Linked DNA regions of Mus musculus: region 2 is linked to region 1. The links are chromatin loops, found by intact Hi-C in ENCODE. Cell type or tissue: gastrocnemius. All regions are shown on one strand.

Region 1 (2,500 bases):
GGAAGCTTACCTGCACACCGTTAAGTGAGGCCACCCCCATATACAGGAACACACCATACAGCACAGGCATCGGGATAAACTGGGAAGTAAACCAGTGGAAACCGGTTACAAACAACAGCGAAAAGAATTAGGAAGGGGAATAACTTAAATAAAGGCTACATCTGAAACTAAAGCACAGCATAACAGAGCAACCTCAAATGAGTGCTTTTAACTCGTCAATTGATAAGATTCTAAGCCCAGCAGTAGAAATAAATAAAGATAGAGGGAACATTCAAATAAACTTCATTTTTTTTGTTTCTTCTTTTTAAAGAATGGGCACACATGACCTCAATAATACTTTTTTTTTTTTAAATGGGGAAACTGTTTTGGCTTTCCTTTGCTCTTAAAAGCAATAGACTATGCAACCCAGATGTCTGCGTGGGATAGGAGGTACATGCAGAGGTAGCAAATGGCCTCACTCTGGATCCAAGATCCTTTTGTAACAGGCTGTTGGTTTTGTCCTTACTAATTTTGCCAAATGATCTATCAGTTCGGAGGGTAAATGCCTCTTCCAGTAAAGGAAACATCAACTGACCACCCCTTTGTCTTCTAGGGACTCTAAGAATACAAACTAATGGGAGCACGGTTTGGAAGGAGCAGGACGCATCTGGGAGCAATTAATTACACATACGGATAAGGATAATGCAAGCCTTTCAAAACTCAATTAATATGTTATGCATTATTTAGTAAAACGCCCTTTACACCAACACGAAGGTTTTTTTTTTGTTTGTTTGTTTGTTTGTTTTTTAGCAATGAGAAGTTCTAATCCAACATGTACACTTTACTTTCCCCTGAACCGGTAAAATGCAAGCAAATCACATTTGAGAATCAATATTCTAATTCCGAGAAGTCTTCTGTCTGGATGACAAAGGTATCAGCCTTGGGTTTGAAAAGAAGTTCAAGCAACTGAAGGACAAAACTAAAATACTAAAATAGAAAAGTAATTAGGGCCAGTCAGCAAATCCACATGCAGTAGACCATTTTAACCAGAAGGCGAAATATTCCTTAAAGAGCAGAACTTTAAAACTACGGCATGTATTTAATGAAGCACCATTTGTAGACCCATCTTACTGCAATTGCCTGATGCTGCTGTGCCTCGGACCTTCTGACCACACTAAAGAACTAGTGAATTCTAAAATAGACTGCCTCTGTCTCCAGTTGGTACTGGTGACTCACAGGAATGCTTAAGTTTCAATGGAGAAAATACACATCTATGAACTAACTGTCAAAGGTTTTCTCTAGAAGGGACTAACAATTGCATCGTAATGAACTTTACCCATGAGCTCAGAAAAGACCAAAAACTAAAAGGAACTGAATGCTTGAAGTGGGCAGGAGGGCAGGGCTGTAGTACCCAGCAGTGGCCACAGAGGGGTAGACATATCCCACCCAGGCCACTGGTGCTCAAACACAAGCCCCCATTTCTCTTAGCATGTGAGTGCTGATGTGACTTACAACTCTTTATGTGCATTTTCCAATAATAAATACATAAGACCAGCAAAGGATCAAATTTCCATCTCTGATTCATTTCTAAGGTATCTCTTTCCTCTCAACATGTTGTGATTTCTTTTCCATTTATTGTGTACATTCAAGCATGAGAAAGGGGTGCAGGAAAGAACAGTTGATTCGTGGAGAGCTACCTGGGTTTCCTCAGTGTTTTCTTTTTGATCTGGGTAAAGCATATCTCTGGATTAGAAGTGTCAGAAGAGTCTATCCTTCCCTGAGCTTAACTAATGATTTTTTTTTTTTTTTTGTAGTGTGTTTCTACTACTATAGCAGAGGAACACTGTGCCGGAACACTGTGCCTGGGGCCTTCTTAGATCAATTCTCTGAACTATGTTAACAAATTTCACCTGATCTATGACACAGAATGGCATGGATGGATGTAAGGAAGAAAATAACTGGGTATAGGAAGGGGTGTGTGTGTGTGTATGCACACATATGCATATATATATATATATATATGTATATATATATATGTATATATATATGTCAGTTGGAAGAAAATAGTACATAGAAGAAAATCTGTGAAGTTGACATTTCTGATCAGCTTCAACATAATACAAATGCTTATGATATTCTCATTTTCTTCACAACAATACGTATCAATACAAATCCTAGAATGAAACTCCTAACAAACCTGACAGAGTTGTTGGGGTAGAGGGTATATTTTATAGAACTTAGTTCACAGATCCTGTCAGAAGGTCAATGTGTAAAAATTATACTAGAACTACATATCAAAACAAAGTTGTCAAAGGAAGAAGAAGAAGGCTTGTAAAACGGAGAGCCACCCAGGATGTGGGAGTTCATGCTTGTTCTCTTAGCACTTAGGGGGCTGAGGCAGGAGGACTGCCATGAGTATATGAGTTCAAGGCCATCCTAGGCTAATGTGTGACAATATAAATAAATAATGAATTCTACCAAAAAAAAGTCTCTAAAAAAATGAGATCCCATGTTATAGTGG
Region 2 (2,500 bases), 330 kb after region 1:
ATAACTACCCAGGGAGTTTTTTTAAAAGTTCACTGTCTTGGTTTTTTGAGTCTCCCAGCTAAGTATAAAAACCTCTTCCATCTGCTTGATTTTCAGGGAAGAAGACTGCGTTTTGGCTCCCACAAACAACACATGAATAACAGTTTCACCATAACTGTTGTTACTATTTCCACTGCCATCCGTTTTCGATACAGCTCCTAATTCAGGGGCAACAAAGACATTATTACTAAGGAGTCTACCCCTGTGCACTTCCTGTAGAAGACTAGAGGAAGCATTTTTCCCTCTCCCATCTCACAGCAGGTAAATAAAGGCATGGCCATTCACACTCTCATCTTCCTTTGGGGCCTTGCCAACTGTCTTGGCACTCTCTGCTGAGGCCAGAGAAATGCAGTACAAGGCATAGCCTCGGAGCCATTGTGATAGTAGTCAATGTGGCTGAAGATAAAATAAAATGAGCCACCTCTGAATTTGTGTGGTTTTGTGTGTAACTATGCAGATTAGACAGCGCTGTGTGAAAAAGTATCCACATCTATGGCTGGAAAAATAGCTAAACTCGTGCAGTGGTGGGTACATGAAATGACTTCAAGTTAGGACCCAAACATCTATGACCAAAATGTACTAAGTGTCTGAACGTGAGGAGTTAAGCAAAAAATATTTGTATCCAACGTACCCCTGACCTTATATCAAAGAAACAGAATTTATCCCCTAAAATACCTATATGCAAGAGTCATAGTATCTAGTTTGGTAAAGTCCTATTTGGTTCCTGGGTCTTCTCTAACTGTTCATTTTTGCTAAAGGGTTCCATTAAAAACAAATTTCATGGGTCTTCAAGTTGTCCTAAAAAAAGCAACATCAAATAAGATAAGTGGTCTGTTTACAGCTTCCTCGGACCAATCAGTCATGTACCCTGATCTCTTCCATTTTGGAATGGAAAAAAACAACAAACAAACAAACTTGGAAACCTTAATCATCTTCCACTTGTTCATTCCAACCGAGACCTGACTATGCATCAAATCCAGACTTAAGCCTTTATTCCTAGCGTTTAAAAGGAACATCAGGGAACAAGCTGACAGAGTATCCTGGCCACACTTCTGCAGCAGTGCATTCTCCCAGGACTGGCTCCCCTAACAATAGCAGTCCTCATGGACTGCAGCGCCCTCAAAGGCAGGCAGGGAAACCTGATTACCTACAGTGATTCACCAGTGTGTTTCCTTCCTTAAGTGCTGTTTTCCTTTAAGTTGTGAGCTAGAGACTATCGTGCATGTTATCAGAACAAGAGATCAGAATCTTCAAATTGCACTTGCCAGAGCTCAGTGAAAAATGAGATTACCACCAGGGTGTGCTGGGAGATGTCCCAAAGGTTGCCTGGCTTCCAACACATTTTTTATTTTTTTTTCCTTCCACTACAGTTGCCTGTCTTCCTTTTATACAGTATCTCTATAAATCCAAATGTCTTCGTTTAAAATGATGGCACTTGTTGTCATACACTGCGAGTTCTCTTATGTTGACAAAGTGAACCAAACGGAACACATCAGCAAATTGAGCATACTTCTGGCCACCTGAAAAGTGCACCTGCCTTGCATGTCTTCAAAAATAGTCCTCAACCAGATAATGATACTGACATTTTCATGCTGTAAGACAGAAAGGGATGAGGCTTTCTGCTTTCTCAAATATACCTGGCACTACCAAAATATCCCATTTTCTGTCTCTCACCCCATCCATATATGTGCCCTATACCTCAAGAATTCATAGCAGAAGTTTCCTATCCTACCTAGGTATGGGAGTTTTGTACCATCTCACCTATACCTGGAGATATGGTAAAAACTATTAAATTTCACCATTTAATGTGAGAGATCAGAATCCTGTTTAGATTTAACTTTAAAATGAAAGTAAAAGTTTTTCTCTGCTATGAAAGCTTTACAAAGCAGGCACGCTTCCTTTGAATGAAGTACAAATAGCCCCAGTCTAAGGTACAATAATGACTGGAAAGTATTTCGCTAATGTGACAAACACAAGGACCAGGGTTCTTAGAAACATTTATTTTTAAGTCTTTGAGCCGCTGAGCACAGGACTGGCTGCCAGAGAGAATCTCTTCAAATCACAGTGAGTATAGGCACTAGTGAGCAATACACACTTCCATTCAGATAATATCGCAACCCTAAGTCCCTGATTAAGAAAGGGAAGTTCGATGCAGCGCCTTAAGAAAGAGCCTTTCCAGGATTCGAGACTGTGTTATTGCAGCCCAGCGTCGGGGAGTTCTCACCCAGAGCAAGTCTGTCTAGCACTGAAGTGAAAAGGGAGAGAGAAGTTAAGTGGCAAGGGGAAGAGAAAGGTGCTTTGAGCACTTGAACTTCAGACTGGAAGAACTTGCTGCAGGCAATCTTGCTGAGAAGGTGGGGCCTCTAGGAGTGGAGAAAGGCAAAGCTACACCTTTACAGGGAACCGAGAAGGGCTCTACTTGCTAGAGCCAAGGCAGACATGCTTTCTTGGCGTTTCCCAA

Evidence for each region. Peaks named below come from ENCODE experiments on the same cell type or tissue, not always from the same donor. Only the 100,000 strongest peaks of a DNase experiment are listed, where the experiment ranks them.
Region 2: a loop joins it to region 1, with 10 times the contacts of the local background. A loop is called at or near these places in 15 of 42 quality-filtered maps.

The regions. Positions count from the first base shown.
Region 1 is chr5:89,220,775-89,223,274 of GRCm38, reverse strand. Slc4a4 (solute carrier family 4 (anion exchanger), member 4) reads right to left here. Exons shown (of 27, transcript NM_001359211.1): 22 at 11-79. It overlaps Gm35855 (a long non-coding RNA gene), which reads left to right. Exons shown (of 3, transcript XR_003955749.1): 2 at 593-910; 3 at 1,794-1,949. Among named protein-coding and RNA genes, the nearest start is that of Gm35855, 3.8 kb to the left of the region's middle. In gastrocnemius, a CTCF peak has its summit at 1,409; a DNase peak (open chromatin) is centred at 1,408.
Region 2 is chr5:88,888,192-88,890,691 of GRCm38, reverse strand. All of the region lies in intron 1 of Slc4a4 (solute carrier family 4 (anion exchanger), member 4), which reads right to left. Among named protein-coding and RNA genes, the nearest start is that of Slc4a4, 2.2 kb to the right of the region's middle. In gastrocnemius, a CTCF peak has its summit at 1,158; a DNase peak (open chromatin) is centred at 353; H3K4me3 peaks cover 962 bases; H3K27ac peaks cover 48 bases.